Regions from separate parts of the Homo sapiens genome. Here region 2 is linked to region 1. The links are chromatin loops, found by intact Hi-C in ENCODE. Cell type or tissue: adrenal gland. All regions are shown on one strand. Links, peaks and the distances in the headings refer to the core of each region. The heading gives the core; the rest is flanking DNA. Region 1 overlaps LOC102723789 (a long non-coding RNA gene). Region 2 holds the start of LOC105375053 (a long non-coding RNA gene).

Evidence for each region. A loop is a pair of places that touch in the nucleus more often than their neighbours do. Peaks named below come from ENCODE experiments on the same cell type or tissue, not always from the same donor. Only the 100,000 strongest peaks of a DNase experiment are listed, where the experiment ranks them.
Region 2: it touches region 1 in a loop (3-fold over the local background); 2 of 110 quality-filtered maps call a loop at or near these places.

Annotation. Positions count from the first base shown.
Region 1 is chr6:39,968,885-39,980,470 of GRCh38, forward strand. It overlaps LOC102723789 (a long non-coding RNA gene), which reads left to right. Exons shown (of 6, transcript XR_001744112.1): 5 at 5,836-5,892; 6 at 11,208-11,457. Among named protein-coding and RNA genes, the nearest start is that of MOCS1, 40 kb to the left of the region's middle. In adrenal gland, for the core only: no CTCF peak of the experiment used is centred there; no DNase peak of the experiment used is centred there.
Region 2 is chr6:40,818,044-40,829,629 of GRCh38, forward strand. LOC105375053 (a long non-coding RNA gene) reads right to left here and starts at 7,300. Exons shown (of 3, transcript XR_926790.3): 1 at 7,040-7,300. In adrenal gland, for the core only: a CTCF peak has its summit at 6,450 (motif pointing left); no DNase peak of the experiment used is centred there; H3K27me3 peaks cover 313 bases.

The DNA.
Region 1 (11,586 bases), core at 1,635-9,634:
AATCTAACATTTATATCACTGGTGTCCCAAATAGAGAGGAGAAGGAAGGTGAGTCTGAAAATGTTCTTGAAGAAATAGCGGCTACACAATCCTCAAATTTGGCAAAAGACATAAAACTACACATTCAAGCAGCTAAGAAAACTCCAAACAGGGTAAACCCAAAGAAATCAACACCAAGTCATATATACTCTAACTTGTGAAAACTATAGAAGGAGAGAGAGAGAGAAAAAAAAAAACTCTTGAAAACAGCAAGAGAAATGATACGTTAACTATATGAGAAAACCAACTTCAATGGCAATGACTTCCCATGAGAAGCTCTGGAGGCCAGAAGGAAATGGCACATGTTTCAAGTATGAAAGAAAAGAACTGTCTGGCATAATATTTTTCAAGTAGGAAAGAAAATAATTGTCAGCCAAGAATTCTACATTCAACCAATATATTCTTCAAGAATGAAGGGTAAATCAAGACATTCTCAGAAGGTAATGAAATAGTATCCAACAAACCATATACAGGATTTGTATGCTGAAAACAAACACTGATTAAATAAATCAAAGAAATGAATTGCGATACACTGTTCATGCATTAGAAGATATCAATAGTTAATATATAAATTCCCCCAGGTTTAAACGAATTTCTATCAAAGTTGTTCCAAAATTTAGACAGGAAGGCGAAGTAATTGGAATGATTCGATTTTATAAAAAAATGAAATGGAAGGAATATGTCTATCCAACTTTAAGACCTTATATAGCAATAGTAATCAAGTCTGTGATATTGGCAGAGATCAATGGAACAGAATAGAGAACTATACAAACAGATTAAAGGAGATAAATGATATTTCTCAATGGATGCCATTCTATGAAATTCTCAGCTAACAAGGAATACAAGGCAACTGCTTAATCCAACAAAGTGTACCTTCCAAAAACCCATAGGAAGTAACGTACTTCATAATGAGTATTCTTTTAAAATCAGGAACAAGATAAGGATGCCCATTACCACCATTACTATTTAACCCTGAACTGGCAATCCTAGGCAGTACAATAAAAAATAAATAAAAGTAATAACATTGGAAAGATAAAAGCAAAGCTTTCACTAATTGTATATGTTATAACTGTCCTCATTAAAAACTCAAGAGAAGCTAAAGATTACATGCAAAAATTAATGGTTACTTGCGGAAAAAATCTTTAATCCCAATATCCGTGATTTCTCCACTCATAAATAGCCAGCCTTCCCTTTTAGAGATAGGGGTATAAAACCTTTCCAATTGGCCATGGGAAGTCCATTCTTCTAATCAAGTTATCTGCTCTTCACAAAATTTCACAGAATCCCTATACAAATGATGCAGGTCCAAAATTCTTTAAGGCATTTTCTGCTATCTACACATTGCTTCTACTGGCTGTTGCTACTCTTATCACACTCGTTTTGGCCAAGTCTGGCCACTGCATCTTTCCTTCTTACAATTAGACTTAGGCTATGGTGTATCTTCCTGAAAGCTTTAGAGTAATAGAAGATGGTCACAAAGCAGAAAGGAAAAAAATTGATATTGGATACTGTATATCATTGCTTCTAGAATCTGAAGTCTGTGTGCATTCACAAGAGGTCTCCTCTAGGTTCTAGCCAAACCATCCCCTTCTCAGTCCTGAGAGCCCCTACCTTCCTTCTATCCCCTTTTTTTCTCCCCTCAAATAGATGCATTTTTTATTAACAGCTCAGGTTTTGATCCTAAGCCTTCATATATTTGCTTGCATGGCTGACCTACCCAATACGTAGACAACCCAATACAACTACTCTAAAAGAATAGCATTCAGTGTTGGTTCATCCCCTTCTCTTCCTTTTATGCCCTTGGATGATTGACAGCAGTATCCACTCTATATCATTTGGTCATGGCTCTCCTTCAGACAAAGCAATCAAAATAGATAAAACTTCATAATCTAAAGTTTCTTTGTTTTCTAGAATGACACTTGGTGCTTATATCTGGGAATGAGTTTTGGCTTTAATCTGTGATTATCTTTTAGGATTCTGCTACCAGCATTAGATAAAAACAGGCCAGAAGGTTCTTTATGTGACTGTCCTCTGTATACATATTCCAAGAATTAATGGCAGGGAATCAGAAGCAAACTGGCTAAGAACAAACAATTCAGAGGCAGATAAAATTACTCATAAACATCTATTTAAATCACACTGATATGGTTTGGCTCTGTGTCTCCACCCAAATCCCATCTTGAATTATACTCCCATAATTCCCACATGTTGTGGGAGGGACCTGGTGGGAGATGATTTGAATCATGGAGGCAGTTTTCCCCATACTCTTCTCATGGTAGTCACTAAGTCTCATGAGATCTGATGGTTTTATCAAGGGTTTCCGCTTTTGCATGTTCCTCATTTTCTCTTGCTGCTGCCATGTAAGAAGTGCCTTTCACCTCCTGCCATGATTCTGAGGCTTCCCCAGCCATGTGGAACTGTAACTCCAATTAAACCTCTTTTCCTTCCCCGTCTCGAGTACGTCTTTATCAGCAGCATGAAATGGGCTAATACTGGACATTGGTACCAGTAGAGGGGCGCTGCTGAAAAGATACCTGAAAATGTGGAAGCAACTTTGGAACTGGGCAACAGGCAGAAGTTGGAACAGTTTGGAGGGCTCAGAAGAAGACAGGAAAATATGGGAAAGTTTGGAACTTAGAGACTTGTTGAATGGCTTTGACCAAAATCCTGATAGTGATATGGACAATGATGTCCAGGCTGAGGTGGTCTCAGATGGAGATGAGGAACTTGTTGGGAACTGGAGCAAAGGTGACTCTTGTTATGTTTTAGTAAAGAGACTGGCGGCATTTTGCCCCTGCCCTACAGATTTGTGGAATGTTGAGCTTGAGAGAGATGATTTAGGGTATCTGGTAGAAGAAATTTCTAAGCAGCAAAACATTCAAAAGGTGATTTGGGTGCTGTTAAAGGCATTCAGTTTTAAAAGGGAAATGGCATCAAAATTTGGAAAGTTTTCAGCCTGACAGTTTGAAAGAAAACAAAATCTCATTTTCTGAGGAGAAATTCAAGCTAGCTTCAGATATTTGCACAAGTAATGAGGAGCCTAATGTTAATCCCCAAGACAATGGGGAAACTATCTCCAGGGCATGTCAGAGACCTTTGCTGCAGACTCTCCCATTCACAGACCTGGAGGTCTAGGAGGAAAGATGGTATTGTGGGCAGGTCCAGGGTTCTCGTGTTATGTGCAGTCTAGGGACTTGGTGCCCTGTATCCCAGCCACTCCAGCTGTGGCTGAAAGGGGCCAATGTAGAGCTTGGGCCATGACTTCAGAGGGTGCAATCCCCAAGCCTTGGCGGCTTCCATGTGATGTTGAGCCTGCAGGTGCACAGAAATGAGGAATTGGAGTTTGGGAACCTCCTCCTAGATTTCAGAAGTTGTATGGAAACACCTGGGTGCCCAGGCAGAAGTTTGCTGCAGGGCCAGGGATCTCACGGAGAACCTCTGCTAGGGGAGTGCAGAAAGGAAATGTGGGATTGGAGCTCCCACATGGAGTCCCTACTGGGGCACTGCCTAGTGGAGCTGTGAGAAGAGGGCCACCATCCTCCAGACCCCAGAATGGTAGATCCACCTACAGCTTGCACCGTGCACCTGGGAAAGCCACAGACACTCAACACCAGCCCATGAAAGCAGCAAGGAGGGAGGCTATACTGTGCAAAGCCACAGGGGCATAGCTGTCTAAGACCATGGGAACCCACCCTCCTGCATCAGTGTGATCTGAATGTGAGACCTGGAGTCAAAGGAGATCATTTTGGAGCTCTAAAATTTGACTGCCCTGCTGGATTTCAGACTTTCATGGGCCCTGTAACCCCTTTGTTTTGGCCAATTTCTCCCATTTGGAACAGCTGTATTTACCCAATACCTGTACCCCCATTGTGTCTAGGAAGTAACTAGCTTGCTTTTGATTTTACAGGCTTATAGGCAGAAGGGACTTGCCTTGTCTCAGATGAGACTTTGGACTACGGACTTTTGGGTTAATGCTGAAATGAGTTAAGACTTTGGGGAACTGTTGGGAAATCATGATTGGTTTTGAAATGTGAGGACATGAAATTTGGAGGGGCCAGGGGCAGAATGATATGGTTTGGCTGTGTCCCCACCCAAATCTCAACTTGAATTGTATTCCCACCTGCTCACATTTAGACATACCTATGTCATGAAAGGTGAGAAAATTAGTGAGCTGCTACTTCTTTCCACTTTCCTTCTCCCCTTCCCCCATCTGACTCACTGTATTAAACTTTAACGAAGTGAAAAGGATATTTTTGTTGTTGTGGTACCCTTCTACTAAAATGACTACTGTGCTTTTCTACAGATTAATTCTGTAAGAAACAAAAACTATTTATGATTATGATTATTTGGCTTTTATTTGTAGTGAATTCCAAGTGGGGTGATTGAACCCTTAGTGGAAGGAAGTGTGATGCTTTATAGCCTGTGCCACCTGAAGGGCACTGCACCAGGCATTGAGGTTACATAGGCTTTCTTTCATAATTTTCCAGCTTCCTTTGCTGTTCTAGGGTGAACTCAGTGCCTGTGATTTCTCAGGTTTCCCTCTCTCTTCTTTTGGGATGTGTTTCTTTTGGGAAGAAGTATATCCTTCATTTTTAACACACAAGGTTAGTTGGTTGTAAACTTTCTGAATCTTTGTAAATCAGAAGACATCTGTGGCTGCTGTGAGAATGTGTCCCTCAGAAGTTCCACTGCAGGGAGTATAATTGACCCACAGACTCTGGTGCTGCCTCTGAAATCCATCAGCATGTCCACACTGGGGCTTCTGAGAGGCTACTCCCAGCCAAAGACTGAGCAGGGAGACAATACTCCCCGGGGGCTTGAGGACTCCCTGCAGACTTTTCTAACTCTAAGACTGCAGTGCAGTCTAAATATGCCCACCCGCCCTGTCTTCCTTCACTCTCTCCTTTATAGGGGGTCAGATCATTATTGCTGACTGACAGCTTGCTGAGCCTATCCTGGCCTCGTATCTTTACAGGTGTTTGCTCTAATAAATTTCTTGCACACATAACCCTGTCTTGTAATGTTTCTCAAAGGACCTACCCTACCACATCATCTTTATACTTCCTTATACTTGATTTGATATTTTTGTCCCAGGGATTCTATAGCCATTTCTCTCAGATTTTTGAGGGCATTTTTCCACTGTCATTTAGCTTCCAGAATTGGATGAGGTCTTATGTCTTTTTGATTCTTGTTCCTTTGTGGAAAAAATTTTGCATCTCTGAAAGCTTTTAAAATTCTCTTTATCTTTGAGGTACAGAAATGTCACCAGTATATATCTAAGTGCATGTCATCTTAGAAGTTCAATACTTGATGAGCTCTTTTGAAGATGTATTCTTAGTGATTATCTTAATATTTCCATTCCTCTTGTTCCACTCTGTTTTTCCATTCTGTTCCTCTTTGACTTCTATTAAAACTGCCTCAGTTTTAAACTCCTTCATGTTTAAAACCCCATAACTACATATTTTGGAGAAAGAGTTGCATTTTGTTTTTTGTGGTAGTTAGTGGTAGAAATATGAGCAGGCCAGAGCAGGTTGTAGAACCAGAGCAGGATTTCCTGGGAGGAGAAGCCCCAGGAGAGCCACAGGAAAGCAGATCCAGGCCAGGTGCATGTGGCTGTGGATTCTCGCCAGGTGAGGCTCTGTGCTTAGAAAAGTGCTGATGCCCTTTGTGGTCGTGGGTCATTTGTTTCGGTACAAATTGTCTTTATTCTCTGGATTTACAATGATGAGAATATGCAATTGTGTAATGGGGAAAATTCACTGTATTCAAAAGTCACCCTGGCTGCCCCTTTTCCAGGACCCAGTGAGCCCGGAGTCTGGAGCAGAGCAGGCCACCTGTGATGGCAAAGGAGAGGTGCGTACCCAGAAGAGTCAGCTCAGAAAAGGCAGGCCTCAGAGAGAATGTGCCAGTCAACCCCTGTTTATTGGGATGCTAGAGGCAAAGCTAGTATGTATATGTGGCCCAGGGTTATTTTAGCACTAAATTTGCACGTATCACTAAGAACTGTGAAAACAGTTCTTGGGGGCTCAAGTGGGATCTCCTGAGCCCCATTCTCACTGATAGCCTCTCATTCCACTCACAGGAGGGGAAAGGAGCACTGGACCAGGAGCTATGAAATGAGTTTTAATCCTGGAGCTTAGGCAACTCGTTTCCCTTCAAGGCTCTTAGACCTCTCATTTGTCTGCCCAAGGGGTGGATCTGATGCTTCCCTCTTCCTGTGAAGTGCAGGATTTCCCAGGGCTGCTTTCTTCCTGTCCCCACTGGAGTGTCTTGGTCCTGGCCCTCTTCTGTCACCTCCATTGCACTAACTGCCTCCCTGCCAAACATCCAATGTCATCCCCCTCCACAACTCATGGTGGCATACATGCTTCCCCAATCACGCCTTTCTCCATGTCACAACCCTACTCAGAATCACTTTGCCACAGAACCATGATTTCTGGAAAGATACTTGCAGTGAATGGTCTGACAGAAAAATAGACATCTGAAATAGACAGAACTTGGGAAAACACAGGGTACTGCCTAAAGGATGAGGTCCAGACCCTTAAGCCTGTCCACCAGTGTCCTTTGAAATCCTTGACCCCAACAACTTAGTCTTCCTAGCATCATCAGAACCATCAGTTCCAGCCACACTGGCCTGCCCTTTATTTACCAAACATTCCAGACCCATCTGTACCTAAGGCTCCGGCTCGAAGCATTTCCTTAGTTGTAAAATCCCTCCTGCAACTGGCAGCCAACCCCCAGCCCAGCTTAAACCCAATTCCAGTTTTGAGCCCCTTATAAGGGTAAGGCCCTGTGGGGTAAGCAGAAGTGAACATGACCACTAGTGAACTAGCTGTGAGTCTAGTGTGAGTGACAGGCAAGGGCACTGTAATGACTGGCACAACAATAGAGGAAGAGAGTCTATGTAGACAGAGGAGACAGCAATGAATTCTGATTGGTAGAGGAACTGGGGCAGGGAGGAGATGGTCTAGAAAACCTCAAAGGCGATAGCATTTGAGCTGACATGTTGAAGCCTTCACGGTGAAATCCAGGCATAGGGATTAAGTTTGGCCTGTGGCCAAGAATGTACACAGTATTTTGGGGAGGGTTATGTTCCCCATACATAGTGGAGCACTGGTGTAGAGCAGGAGACAAGTTGGAGGACTGAGGAGTCAGACTGCAGTGGGTCTTACTTAAATGCCCTGCCATAAATGTGGACTTTCTCCAGAATAATCCTCTGAAGTCTATGAACAGGGAAACACTATGAACACCAGATCTGAGTTTGATAAGGTGGAAGGCAAATTAAAAGTGAGGAGGCTAGGAGCCTGTTCCCATTAGAGATGAACCAGTCTTTCTGTTTCCAAGGCCAGGACTAGGCAGCCCATTGAGGGCAGGATGAGTAGTTGGTGATCTGTGCAGGTTTTTGGCCACAGGGAGTCTGGGATACTGAGAATCCAGGTGGCAAATGTGGGACTCTGCCCAGAGAAGGAAAGCAGAGCTCCATCTCTGCTCCTCTGACAGAAAAAGAGAATGGAAGTCATTCTGATGTGAAGGAAAGGAAGTTCTCTCATTTTCTAATAAAGGAAAAGCTGTTTGTAGGATGTGAAGGGGTCAGGAATGGGGAAAGCAAAAGAAATACTGTGGGACCTGGTCAAGGAAACTACCCCGTAAAGGCTGAGTGGAGGACCCAGCAGCCCCAAGACCCTCTTGGGATGGAAAGTATGGATATGCAGGGTAAGCACGCTCCCCGGCTCCCTGGGCCATCTTAGTGACAGCCAGGCACATGGAGACAGTCAAAGGGCTCCTTCTGACATGCTTCCTTCACCTCCAGGACGTTGGTTCATCGAGGTTTCCTTCTATTCTTTTGGTGACTTTGTCAACATCCTTGCTGGTTTTCCTACCCCTCTGGACTCTAAACATCAAGATGTCCCCAGGGCTCCATTCTTATACCTCTTATTTATGCCCACTCCTTAGAAAATCTCATGTGGCACTGTGGCTTCAGACATTATTGGTAATCTGATGACGCCATTTTTTTTTTCTTTTTGTTGAGATGGAGCTTCGCTTTTGTTGCCCAGGCTGGAGTGTAGCTGGAGTTGCTCACTGCAACCTCTGCCTCCTGGGTTGAAGCGATTCTCCTGCCTCAGCCTCCTGAGTAGCTGGGATTATAGGCGCCCGCCATCATGCCCAGCTAATTTTTTGTATTTTTAGTAGAGACGGGGTTTCACCATGTTGGCCAGGCTGGCCTTGAACTCCTGACCTCAGGTGATCCACCCGTGTTAGCCTCTCAAACTGCTGGGATTACAGGCGTGAGCCACTGCACCTGGCCACCCCATGTTTATATTGTATGTTAAACTGCCTACTTAATAGCTTACTTGACTGTCTAAGAGACATCTCAAATGTGTCTAGGAAACAACTTCTAATTTCCTTGTCACTCTGCCAACCTACTCCTTTAATCCCCCATCTCTTAAGATGGCAACACTCTTCACTTTGGAGTCACTCTGGATTTGTCTCATGATTCCCTGTAACTCATGCCCGGTTCTTTCACAGATTCTGTGGGTTCTACCTACAGTCCGTGTCCTGCACCTGAGCCCTTCTCATCACTGCCACCCTCCTCGCATGAACCCCCACTTCTCCCCAGGATTTCTGCAACAGCACCTGCATTGGAGGCTCTTTTCTCTAGTGATCACATCACTCCTGCTGAAATATTCCCTCTCCAATGGCTTCCCATTACACTTAGAATTCAAATACAGCTCATGAGGCCCTATGTGCACCCATTCCCAGCTTTCCACTTCCTACCACTCCTCCTCTCGGTTAGTTCACACAGCCACACTGTCTTCCTACCTCAGGGCTTCTCCTCCTGGAGTTGTTTTGAGATGGAGTCTCTCTCTGTCACCCAGGCTGGAGTGCAGTGGCGTGAGCTCAGCTCACTGCAAGCTCCGCCTCCTGGGTTCATGCCATTCTCCTGCCTCAGCCTCCCGAGTAGCTGGGACTACAGGCACCCACCACCACGCCCGGCTATTTTTTTGTATTTTTAGTAGGGATGGGGTTTCCCTGTGTTAGCCAGGATGGTCTCGATCTCCTGACCTCGTGATCTGCCCGACTCGGCTTCCCAGAGTGCTGGGATTACAGGCCGCCTGGCCCTTGGAGTTTTCTTATTCAAGATATTCTCCTGGCTCACTCTTTTACTTCATTCAGGTCAAAGAGTTCTTCCCTGACCCCTCTTATTACTCTGCTTTGTTTTCATAGCTTTTATGACATTTTATTGCATTTTTTTACTATATATTTATTGTTTATATGAAAATTTTCTACACAGGCCCCAGAAGGAATTTTATTCCTCACTAATGTATCCTTAGCATCTAGAAGAGTGGCTGGGGCCCATGGCAGGTATTTAAAGAATATTTAAGGAATGGATGAAAAGCATGGGTTGCATTTAAACTGGGACTTGACAAGGTGGAAAGATCAAGGGCATCGGGGATATGAGGAAGTTGTTAAGAATATAGCTGGCCATGGATTCATAGGAAAATATGAAGGTAGGGAGGTAAGGAGGCTGAGTAAGCTGGGAGCTGGGAGATGGGTGGTGGTAGGGGTGGGTCAAGGAATCAATGAGTGGGTGTAGCAGAAGGAATGGGAGACAGGAACTTGTAGTAAAAGGGAGGCTGGAGTTGGATATTCTAGAGAAAAGAAGTATGAGTCAATTGAGTGATTATGAATTTTCTCAGAATGGTGACTACATTTTCCTCATCTATCTATCTTCTGTGGTCAGTATTGAGTTTGGCACATACCACTCAATAATTCATTGGTAAGCTGGGTGCTGTGGCTCATGCTCATAATCCCAGTACTTTGGGAGGCTGAGGCAGGTAGATTGCTTGAGCCCAGGAATTTGAGAGCTGCCTGGGCAACATTGCAAGACCCCGTCTCTGCAAACGAAAAAATTAGGCATGGTGGTGCATGCCTATGGTCCCAGCTACTAGGGAAGCTGAGGTGGAGGATCACTTAAGCCATGGAGGTCAGGCTTCAGTGAGCTGCAATCATGCCATTGCACTCCAGCCTGGGCAACAGAGTAAGACCTTGTCTCAAAAAAGTATTAGTCCATTGGTAAATGAAGAAACCCTATTTCCACCAGACTCTGGGGACACAGTTTTATTCTGGTTCCTTGTATTTCCCAAATGCTGCAATGAGAACATGTTATTCTTATGCCCTGTTCCTGTCACAGTCAATGCTTCCCCTCCATTCATTGCCACAGGGGACACCTCCCTTCCTCTTACAGGATCCTGGGCAATGCAAATCAGGCCACCTGAGGGAGATAGAAAACCTTGCCTGATGTTGCCCAAAAACTGGTGGCAGGATCAAGATGCGGCCACTTTATTGGTTATAATAGCAGGTTCAACTAGATTTCCTCAAATTCTCAATTTCTGATACTAAGATTTTAGACTTATTCTAAATGTCTCTGCAGGACTTATTTTTGAATTTGCACTTTCCAGTTTCTGCTATTTCTTTTCAACTACTAAATAGCTTCCTCCTTCATTGTTCCTAGAGTTTTGCATAGAAGATCCAGATTAACCCTCTAGGTATCTCCCCATAACCTTGACATTCTCTGTTCAGTTCTACTCAGCAAGCTCTTATTGCATGCCTACTCTGTGCTAGGGCCTGTGCTGGGTGCATGAAGTCTGCAACTTAGCAATGTTTAACACAGGCACCATGATGCAAGTAGAGAACTGAAATCCAGGCCTTCTTCTCTGTGGACCCGAGCCATTGCCTCCTCTCAGGCCAGCTCAAGTCTTGCCTCTGCAGAAGCCATTCAACTCCCTCTTTTTTTACGTTCTTTCCCAGGAGATGGGTGGAAAAGACAAGCCCAGCCTCTCAGAAAAACAGGGTGAAATCTTCAGCCAACAAGAGAATAAACATAATCTTTGGCAATCTTGCAAAATTCATGACCAAAAATAGACCCAAAGCAAAACAAACACATCCCTTTACTCTTTCACTCCTGACAATTAAAAGGAGACCAAATCAGTCTATTTCAATAATTTTGATTCCATATTACACGAAAGACAGGAAGTCATGTCCACCAAGTGACCTGAAAAATATGGACACTTTCTACTTTTTCATGGAGTTTTCACTGTATTCTTTTTGTTTCTATCTCTTTCTCCCTTCTGCCCACTCTTCCTTCCCCTCCCATCCTCCTCCCTCAGTTCTGTTCCAGGCTGAACATAGCATACAGCAAGTGGATGATGTCCAAGGCAATTCCTGGGTCTAGAAATCCATCAAGAATGATGCCTGGAGTCCAGATCAGAGGATCCTGAATCATCTGCCCTTTTCTCAAAGTGAGGAACAAAGCAGTGAGACTTGGCTCTCTAGTTGTTTTTCTCCTACCCAGCCTCAAACCTGGCCATGTCTCAGAATTAAGCACTGGAAAAGAGAAGAAGCACAACTCACTTTGGTGGAACTTCATCCAAAGTTGCAATAGAAATATTGTTCTTCTGACCCTAGGTTTGAAAAAAGTGGATAGAAGTTGGGGTATAGAAATAAGTAGAATTAGAAGTAGGGATGATTTTCTCCAATAGAAATATT
Region 2 (11,586 bases), core at 2,494-10,493, 850 kb after region 1:
ACATGTGGATAATTTTTGTATTTTTTGTAGAGATGGGGTTTTACCATGTTGCTCAGGCTGGTCTTGAACTCCTGGCCTCAAGTAATCCACCTGCCTCAGCCTCCCAAAGTGCTGGAAATACAGGCATGAACCATCATGTCCAACCCATAGTGCAGCTCTTATAGCATCTGGGGATGGCACTCAGCACCTTGCCAAGAGTTCCAGGCCTTGGTGGATTCTAGTGATGTTAAGGATGCAGGGGCCAGGGAGCCAATGAACTCTAAGAAGAACCAAGGCAATGTGAGGACTACTTTCTCATGACTACTTGGGTTTCCCTGATGGCCCAGCCCCCTGCCAAGGGTCTGTGGTTTTGGGGTAAGCCCAGGGATGTGGGAGACTGGACAGTCAACACACTCTGGGAAGAAACAAGGTAAGGCTTACATTCCTCTCTAATGGGTGTAGAGACAGGCACCAAAGCCCCAGGCCCCAAGCCTAGGGTCTGAGTCAATGGAGTTGCCATTAATTTGGGGGAGATTTAAAGTTATTTGAAGGGGGCTAAGCAGCCGGGTAATATCTGTGGCAAGAGCCAAGTTAATGCAGTGACTATGTTCCAATGACTACAGTGGCTGACCTCAGAAATCAAGACCCCCTGATGACAGGTGATGTGGGGAGTGGTAGCCAACCAATATTGTCCTCAAAGAATCAGGCGACATGGTGAGCTCTGGAGTTGTCACAAAGGCACAAGGCCCTGCCAAGGGTCCCAAACACTGATGTGGCCTATATGACTTGAGGAAGAGGAGTGGGTGGGAGTCAATACACTCTCAGAAATAAATTCAAGGCATGTTGTCTTGCAGGTGGGGCCAAGCAGCCACTGTGGTCAATTTCACTCTCTGCCCCAGTAGCACTCAGATCCCACCCTCCAGAGCCATTCCTCCTCCCAGGACCTGTGCTCTTCCTCCAAGAATGTCTCTAGCTGACATTCTTGGCATGGCAACTGGGCACAAAGTATGCCTACCCCCTGGGATGGCCCACACCAGGCAAACAAAGCAGGGAGAGGTTGTCATTTTCTCTTGTTATATAAGTTCCTACACAATTGCCTCTGGTCCTCAAAGCCTAAAATGTTTGCTAATCCCTACTCTATATCATGACTTTCAGAGGCTGGACCAAAGGTCAAGACCCCTGCCAGGGATCTTAGGCCCCAGGGTGGCTCCTGTGATACGTGGGAGGGGGCCAGGCAGGCAAAACACCAAAAACCGAGACAACATGGTACCCACATTCTAGTGCTTTCTGAGACTGGCACTAGAAGCTAGGTTTCCTGCCAAGATTTGACACTTGGCATGCCCCTGGAGATGACATCAGCCCCGGGGGCGGGGGTTGATGTCCCTGAGATTGCATCAGCCCCAGGGGACAATGTGAGCTCCCTAATGACCTGCCACTGAAGGGCGAGTGAAGAGACCCTTCACCAGGGCAGCCTGCTTACTCAACTATGCATTGCCAGAAAGGTGGCTGGCATGGGGCAGACAGAATCATTTCATTCCCTGGTCAGGAGTTTTCCTGGTGGAGGACCAGTTGTAAAATATGGGTGTATGAGGGATCCACAGAAAATGTAGCCACATAGGGATGGAACTGTCTAACACGTGTGATGTCGGTAAACTCAATGAGCGGAGGATGGCAGAATGGTTCTGCTCTGTTAATAGCTCCAAGGTGGAAGGAAAATGTGGATGTGTGTTCTGAAGTAGGAGCCTTGGAAAAAAGCTGGCCCAAAAGAGGAGCTCCTCTTCTTGTGCGACAGGACAGGAGGGTGAAGGAGAGTACAGAGACCCACCAAACTGACGAGCTGGGAATTTAAAGTCATTAACTTGGAGAGGTCTAAGATGATTGGGCATTACCTCTGTCTGCAGAGTAGGGTTGAAGATGGAGGGCAGAGAAAGGTGGAGGCAGGAGTGGGGAAAAAAAGGGAAAGGAGTAGGGTAGTCAGTGCAGGAGGTGCTTAGAGCACATTTGCAGCTTAGCATAAAGACTAGAGCCTCTTGAAGAGGGCTTAAAAAGGTCAGAGGACAGCATTCAGATTCGTGTCTTCCGGCTAAATGAAGTTGTATGGGCCATTCTCAGAAAATGTTGGGTATTGTGGTCCCAGGCTGAGAAAGTATCCAGAAGGTCAAGGTGCCCCATGACCAGGGTTCAGGTTTGGCAAATCAGGGGCTGCTGAGCTCTGAGTGTGTGTGCCCCCCAAAGTCATATGTTGAAATCCTGTCCCCCAATGTGATGTATTAGGAGGCAGGGCCTTTGGGAGGCGACAAGGTCTTGAGGGTGGAGCTTTCATGAATGGGGTTTGTGCCCTTATAAAAGAAGCACCAGAGAGCTGCCTTGCCCCTTCTGCCATGTGAGGGTGCAGCAAGAAGGCCATCTATGGACCAAGAACGGGGCCCTCAGCGGACATTGAATCTGCCGGAGCCTTGATGTTGGGCTTCTCAGCCTCCAGGACTGTGAAAAATAAATTTGTTTTTGTTGTTGTTGTTGCTGCTGTTGTTGTTGTTGTTGTTGCTTCAAGATGGAGTCTGGCTCTGTCACCCAGGCTGGAGTGCCGTGGTGTTATCTCGGCTCACTGCAACCTCCGCCTCCCAGGTTCAAGCGATTCTCCTGCCTCAGCCTCCCAAGTAGTTGGGATTACATGCACGCGCCACCACGCCCAGCTAATTTTTGTGTTTTTAGTAGAGATGGGGTTTCACTGTGTTGGCCAGGCTTGTGTTGAACTCCTGACCTTGTGATCCAATCGCCTCAGCCTCCCAAAGTGCTGGGATTACAGGTGTGAGCCACCATGCCCAGCCGATAAATTTGTTTTTAAAAATAAATTTGGCGATAATATATTTAAATAAATTTCTCTTTATAAGCCATCCAGTCTGAAATTTGTGATAGCAGTCCTAACAGACTAGGACAGGAGCCAGACCCTTTAAAGGATAAGAGGATCTCTGTGCTATCAAAGGGAAATGGCTGACGGAGGTGGTGTCAGGTGTGCAAGGGGAGTAAGGACATCATGAAGCTGGAAGGAGACTTTGGAGGAAGCCGAGGCCCAGCACTGCAGTGAGAGTATATAAGAGCTCAGCAGCAGTTCAGTTTGGAGTTGAGATTAATAAAAGGAGCAGGAGTTAGGGTCAAAAGAGAAGCCTAAGTTTTGAGATCTCGGACGTGTGGAAGGTATCTGTCAAGGCCCAGCTTATGGTTTTGCCCATGGTAGCAGAAAGTAGTTGAAGAGGCATGGCAACAGGAAACCAGGATTCTAGAAAGGTCACTAACAAGGATATTGAAGTGACTATGGATGCCCACCTGGCAGGATGAAGAGACCACAGGACAGGTTCTAACCTTTCTGGAAGGTGGGAGAAGTGTTCAAGGCATGCAAGTGGTGGTAATAAATTACACGTGGTACACTTTGCAACAAGAGCTGTGAAGTATGTTTTAGATTTATAGGATTGAGTGGAGCAATTTTCTGTTCTCCTGGAGATGGGAGGTGAAGAGGGAATGGAAAGGCGAGGGACATTTCAGTTATGTACAGTGGTACAAGATGTGAACCAGAAAAGCTTTGGTGAGCGGGAGAGTTCATCATCAAGAGAGGTGATGGGAGTGCAGGAGTCCTACTGCTTAGTGCTTACTATTCAAACCCATGCTCCAACTCTCATCTTGGAAGTATTTACAAGAGGAGTGCATTGGTTCTCATGGAAAATGGGCAGAAAGGTCACAGATGCATCTATTGCTGCTGGGCAGAAATGACCAGCTCAGAAGTCAAAGACAAGGAAATAGAGGTTAGTTACATTATATAGATATGCTTCTTTCATTTACTGCAAATTCTGGTACATCTACATTCTGATACATCTGTATCTCTAAGTTTGGTGTAAAATGCTCTGTGATTTCAAGTTGCTGTGGAGAAATCTTTCTGTGCACTTGAGCTCTTCTGGAACTCCAGAGACACCAAGGATAATGCTTCAAACAACTACAAAATTCTCACAATTGATGACTACATTTACCCCTTCTCTTTTTTAAGCATAAAAATTGTTTAGTGCAATGTCTGCTTTCCGTGTAAGATCTGCTTAATCTGGATTCCCACTGATTTTTTCTGGGTTGTTTACGTGTTGATTTGGAAGGCTTGCAATCTCTAAGAATCTGTTAATGGTGGTCGTGTAGACCTGATCAAAGTTTGTTTATGATTTATTGTCCAAGTTTATAAGGTTTGTTTTCATTAAAGCTCTCAGAGATGGCACAAGTTCTTTCTATGAGTAAAAACTTTCTGCTCAAATAGACCACTGGATATTTCATATTCATGCATGTGAAGGAGTACTACTCCTAAATCTGCATCTTATAGCCATTATAAAAGGTTCCCAAGATACTCTTGGCTGACAGCTCCCTACATTGCAACTATGTGGATTAAATCACAGAGTAGTCTGATACTAGCGTGAAGAGCAAATCTCCTATGATACTATGCTAATCCCAGGAATGATCTGCCCTAGTTGGTATTTAATAAAGTGGTCCTTTTCTTTTATTATGGCAGCTTTTCTCTAGTACCTAATAGTGAATCTTTTGTGTCTCAAATATTTAGCTTCAACTATCCCAAGACAATAATTCACTGAGTTTTAGGACAGAGACAGAAGTAAGTGAAGATGGTCTAAGCATTCTTCAAAGCTGTTATCTGAAGTTGCTGCTGCACTCTCCATGCAGGAAATGTAATAATATAATGACTCAGCTAATGACTGAGTACCCACCATAAAGATTCCTCAGGTCAGGCAGCATTTAAACACGCCAGAGCATTATTTAAGGGGAGGGATCGAGGATTAGGCAAAGCAGATTGCATGATGATGTATTTAAGCTCTGTGCAAAAACATATGCATCCATCTAATTCTTATTGCTCTACGTGGCAGAAAATGACCTACAGACACATCGAACACCATGGCTACATAAACAGTAAGCAGAGAGCATGTATGAAGATATAGGTGCCTTTCAGTCAGGATGAGGTCAGGAAAAGAGACTCAGCATCAGTTTGTTAACAGAAGAAATTTCACAAAAGGAATTAGATAACAGATACTGGAGAGCTGAAAAGGCAAAGGCGACCACTGCAGCGACACCCTCCAGGCCAGGAGAATAAAGGGGGCAAGGATGGGGTTTTTAGAAGCTCAGGGAAAGGTGCTGATGTCTCAGCAGCTCTGAAGAGGGTCAGATGCCATTGAGGCTGTTGATGGTGTCTGGGTGACTTGGACGAGGGTCCCTGCATGCCAGGCTCAGGCATCAAAGTAACAGGCACTGACTGGCTGGGCAGGTGGCTCTAAGAGAGCATAGTGAGTCTAGTTCTGGAAGTATGAAAAGAACTGGAACCAACTGCCACCACTTGGGGCAAACAGTTGCTTGGGTGAGAAGCAACTGTTTATTATAGGAACCAAACTCAAAACAGAAAAGAATAAGCCCCTCCTCAACCTACAGAATGGGAAAAATTTTTGCAATCTACCCTCTGACAAAGGGCTAATATCCAGAATCTACAAAGAACTTAAACAAAGTTACAAGAAAGAAACAAACAACCCCATCAAAAAGTGGGCAAAGGATATGAACAGACACTTCTCAAAAGAAGACATCTATGCAGCCAACAGACACATGAAAAAATGCTCATTATCACTGGTCATCAGAGAAATGCAAATCAAAACCACGATGAAGTATCATCCCATGCCAGTTAGAATGGCAATCACTAAAAAGTCAGGAAACAACAGATGTTGGAGAGGATGTGGAGAAACAGGAATGCTTTTACACTGTTGGTGGGAGTGTAAACTAGCTCAACCATTGTGGAAGACAGTGTGGCAATTCCTCAAGGATCTAGAACTAGAATTACCTTTTGACCCAGCAATCCCATTACTGGGTATATACCCAAAGGACTATAAATCATGCTACTATAAAGACACATGCACACGTATGTTTATTGCGGCACTATTCACAATAGCAAAGACTTGGAACCAACCCAAACGTCCATCAATGATAGACTGGATAAAGAAAATGTGGCACATACACACCGTGGAATACTATGCAGCCACAAAAAAGGATGAGTTCATGTCCTTTGCAGGGACATGGATGAAGCTGGAAACCATCATTCTCAGCAAACTATTACAAGGACAGAAAGCCAAACACCGCATATTCTCACTCATAGGTGGGAATTGAACAATGAGAACACTTGGACACAGGGAGGGGAACATCACATACCGGAGCCTGTTGTGGGGTGAGGAGCTGGGGGAGAGATAGCATTAGGAGAAATACCTAACGTAAATGATGAGCTGATGGGTGCAGCAAACCAACATGGCCCATGTATACCTATGTATCAAACCTGCACGTTGTGCACATGTGCCCTAGAACTTAAAGTACAAAAAAAAAAAAAAAAAAAAAAAAAAAAGAATAAGCCCGTCCTGACGGCATGAGCCTCCTTCCAGTCTCCCTCTAGTGCCCCCTAGTGACAGAATTTGAGAAGGATCTGGCAAAGGAGGGCTGGACCTGGTAAGGTCCCAACGCAGTGTGACACAGCAGGATATATAGGAAGAGGTCAGGAGGTAAGGAGCAAAGGCTTAATAACCCAAACAAGATGCACATGCACCTTATAATCCCGTCTACATGCAGGGAGGAAGGTAAAGCAGTAAACTAGGTTACTGTGTTCTGTGTATCACCCTTACTTAAATTTGGAATAACCCTAGGGGCTTTCTTAAATCAAAGTCTTAAATTTGTTTTGCCCATCCAGTGTTTCTAAATCAGATTTTTTTTAACTGTTCCTTCAGTTATATACCAAAAGTATCTCTACAAATTGATGTTAGGAACTTTCTGAGCCCTAAATCAATATAGTAAGAGAATCATTTCTGGGTAGAATGAAAAAGAAATTTTCAGACTGGGTTCATGCTTATATTCTATACGAAGCCTAGCCCTGCTTTTCCAAAGAAGTAGTGACACATATGGAAATGACAACCAGCAAGACCCAAGTCTGACAAGGAGGCTGAATTGCCCCTTTAGAATTATCATTTCTGCCACCTCCCAGCACTTTACCACTTACCTAAAAGAAGACAAAATAATAGACTCTTTTGCTTCCAGTACCTATAATGTACATTTCCAGGTTTGTTTTGGAGTACAGCTGTGAAATCCTTCAGCACTGACATAATTCTCTTCCCTCCAATTGTGAAGTGTTCTTTGAGCAATGTAATTGTTCCCCACTGCAATTCTTACAGCAGCGTGTCAGCATGCCAATCACTTCTTCTTCTTCCAGTTCTGATTCTTCCAGTTCCCTGCTGTGTTAACACCCAGAATGAGTCCTTCCAGCTGTTGAAAGATGTCAGCATATTTATATGAACTACTTTATGTTTCCTGGGGAAATGTTCTAAAAGAAAAGAGATCTTGGCCGGTATGCTTGTGATTCTGCAGAGATGTGACTTGGCTTGCATTTATATTTTCTTTGGGGTCAGTAATAGTATTAAGTATTTCAAATGGCACATGTGACTACACAGTGTCACTTTATCTTAACTGAGCTTTGGTCATCTGTATTCCATTCAATTAGACTACACATATCACTCAGATATCTCTTCTGGAAATGAGAAAATTTGTCTTGTGGTAGGTTCTCCCAGGAAAACCTTGAAGATATCATTTATTGCAATGTTGCTGGACAGCACAAACTCATGGAACTTTTTCTGACATTTCAAATTTCTCTTTATCTTATGTTTGCATAACATTTCTTGAAGATTTCTGAAGGTACCCACAATCTGAGTGTTACACATTTTTCTTTCACTGAAAAGGGAGTTTCTTCAAGATTCTATTTTTTTGTTTTTTTGTTTTTTTGTTTTTTTTTTTTTTGAGACAGTCTCACTCTGTCACACCTAGGCCAGAGTGCAGTGGCAGGATCTCAGCTCACTGCTATCTCCACCTCCCAGCTTCAAGCGATTCTCCTGCCTCAGCCACCTGAGTAGCTGGGATTACAGGCAGGCACCATGACACCCAGCTTATTTTTGTATTTTTAGTAGAGATGGGGTTTCACCATGTTGGCCAGGCTGGTCTCGAACTCCCGACCTCGGGTGATCCACCCACCTTGGCCTCCCAAAGTGCTGGGATTACAGGTGTGAGCCACTGTGCCCAGCCTCTTCAAGATTCTTGATAGGAATTGTTAAACCTCCTGTTACAGGCTGGATTGTATCTCCAAAAAGATGTATGGAACCTGACCCCTGGTACTTGTAAATGTGACTTTATTTGAAAATAGAGTGTACAGATATCATTAAGATGAATGTTAAGATGAGATCATACTGGAGTAGGTCAGGCCTTTAATCCAATATGACTGGTGTCCTTATGAAAGGAAGAGAGAGAGAGAGACAGAGGGAAGACAGCCGTGTGAAGATAGAGGCAGAGATTGGCCACAAACCGAGGAATACCTGGGGCTACCAAAAGCTGGAAGAGGCAAGAAAAGACCCTTCCTCCCCTAGAGGCTTCAGAGACAGCATATCATTGCCAACACTTTGATTTTGGACTTTTGGCCTCCAGAACTGTGAAAAAGTAAATTTACGCTGTTTTAAGCCACCCAGTTTATGGTACTTTGTTTCTGTAGCCTTAGAAAACTAATACACCTCTCAAATCTGCCAACTAAAATTTTAACAGAATAGATTTCTTTTTCACACTTTCCCTGTCTCTGCTTTCTTCTAAGTTAGTGCCTTCAGCACTAGTGAGCTCTTCCCTTCTTTTGCATTGGCTGAACACAGAAACAAAGAATTCTATAAACTCCTTCAAGGACACTCCTGGTAGATGCTGTGGCCCGTGCCTTTGCACGCACTGTCTGATAATTGTGGGGCATCCTGGGAATGGGTGCAGCATCGTTGGTGTTACATTTGGGACACTGTACATGCCCAGTTAGCACTGGCCACTGCTGTGACTAAAGAGAAAAGCCCACAAGCAAATTTTAGAACTCCCAGCATCTTCACCCAGTTCAATAAACTTGTTTCTTAGTTGCCCTGGATTTACAATCTTGTATTTCAATTCTCTACAAGCATGCTATTCTATAACAAGCAGAATCCCAGGACTGCCATAGGATACCTCTCTCTGATGTAGGTCCAGAGGTTTGTTTAGTTCCGAAAGAGCACTATCCCAGGCCTGCTCCCTCATGTGTGTGTCCCTAATTTCTCCTAATTATGATGATTCTGGATCTGCACTCTCTTAGTGTTCTAGGGGTCTCTAACCAGATACTTCCTTATTCTTATACCTCTATCGACAGTTCCATTTCAGAATGTCACAATGCTAAACATACCTGTGATTTCAAAGTTAAGTTATACCGGGGAGGATCATGAAATTTCATGTCCAAGCCAGGGCACTATTTTAGAGGAAAAGGAGATGTTTAAACAGTTAAAATTCTATAATATTGTTAAAATATATTAACCAACATTGATTTTTATTATATTGATGTACCTAAAAGATGAACTTTTTTTTTTTTGAGACAGAGTCTCACTCTGTCGCCCAGGCTGGAGTGCAGTGGTGCGATCTCGGCTCACTGCAAGCTCCACCTCCCGGGTTCACGCCATTCTCCTGCCTCAGCCTCCCAAGTAGCTGGGACTACAGGCACGTGCCACCATGCCCAGCTAATTTTTGTATTTTTAGTAGAGACGGGATTTCATCATGTTAGCCAGGATGGTCTCCATCTCTTGACCTAGTGATCCGCCTGCCTTGGGCTCCCAAAGTGCTGGGATTAGAGGCGGGAGCCACCGCACCCGGCCAAGATGGACTTCTTTAAGCTTTTAAAAATGAGATCTTTTCTAAAAAATAAAATCTATCTATATTAAAGCAGAATAAAAGCTTTATATTGACATTTAAACATTTAAAAATAGCAAGGAGAATAATTATCTTTGGTATATATTCACATCTGTTAATCAGCCTAGCCATTATCTGTCATGAGTATTTTTCTGAATAATTCATTTATTTCAATATATTATGCAATCCAGAGTTGCATATTATGATTAATAAACTTGGAATGAATAGGTCAATTAACTCTTCTGGTGGTCATAATAGTAAGGCCAGAGCATATCTGCTAAATGTATGATATTCTAAATTTTACTTTTGAAATTAAAATATATAAATACTGAGCCATTTTCAAGCGTACTTTATTTTTATCTCTTTTGAGTACCTTTCTTTAACAAATATTTTTCAGAGACAAAATTGGTTAAATAAATTGTCTAATGCCTTTTAATGTTTCATTGAATTTAAACACTTTAAAACTGTACACTTTCTCAATTTCAATCCTATAAAATATAGAATACAAATATGTCCAGTTAAAAATAGGACTTTCATCAAACGATTCTTTAAAGTCAACACGTTCCCAAGCACACTTATAGAACTTAAAAATTAAATCTTGACAAAGAAACAAAAGACATGTACATTAGAATGGAATAAATAAAACCATCCCTATTTGTAGATGACATGGTTGTCTACATAGGCAATCCAAGAAATCTAAAAAAAAAAAAAATTCCTAGAATAAGGGAGTTCACCAAGGTACAAGGTGAACACACAAACATCAATCACCTGTTTATTTATAAACAAGCATGTGGACATAAAAACTAAAAACACAATACCATTCATAATTGCTGCAAACTAAAAGAAATATTTGGATACCAATCTAACAAAACATTCTATACATTGAAAATTGCAAAATGCTGAAGACAGAAGTCAAAGTAGCCCTAAGTAAATGGAAAGGCATGCCGTGTGAGTGGATTGGAAGACTTAACATAGTAAAAATGTCAGTTATCTCCAAAGTGACCTATAGGTTAAGGCAATTTCCATCAAATTCCCAGGAAGGTTTTTCTCCCATCCACATGCTTATTTTTAAATCTATATGGAAAGTTGAAGGACCTAGAATACCTAAAACAATTTGAAAAGAACAGAGTGAGAGGAATCACTCTACATGATGTTAAGGCTGACACTTTAGCCACAGTAGTCAAGACAGTGCAGTATTGGCAGAGAGCTAGACACAGACCAATGAAATAGAATAGGGAACCCAGAAAGAGACTCACACAAATATGCCCAACTGATTTTTGACAAAGGTGCAAAAGCAGTTCAATGGAGGAAAGACGGTCTTTTCAGCAAATGATGTTAGAACAACTGACATCCATAGGCAAAAACCAATAATAATAAGTACTTCAACCTAAACTTCACACCTTATATAAAAATTGACTCCATATGTATCATGGGCTTACATGTAAAACATAAAATCAAAATACTTTTAGAAAAAAATTAAAAAATATTTAGGACATATGGGTAGGTGAAGAGTTACGTATCTGACACCTAAAGCAGTAGTCCCCAACCTTTTTTGGCACCAGGGACCAGTTTTGTGGAAGACAATTATTCCCCAGACACAGGGCGGGAGGGTGGTGGGCATTAGATTATCACAAGGAGGGTGCAACCTACATCCCTTGCATGTGTGGTTCACATTAGGATTTTTGCTCTTACGAGAATCTAAGGACCCTACTGATCTGACAGAGGTGGAGCCCAGGCCCTAATGCTTACCTCCTGATGAGTGGCAGGGTTCCTACCAGTACAGGACCATGGCTCTGGGATTGGGGACACCTGACCTAAAGCACA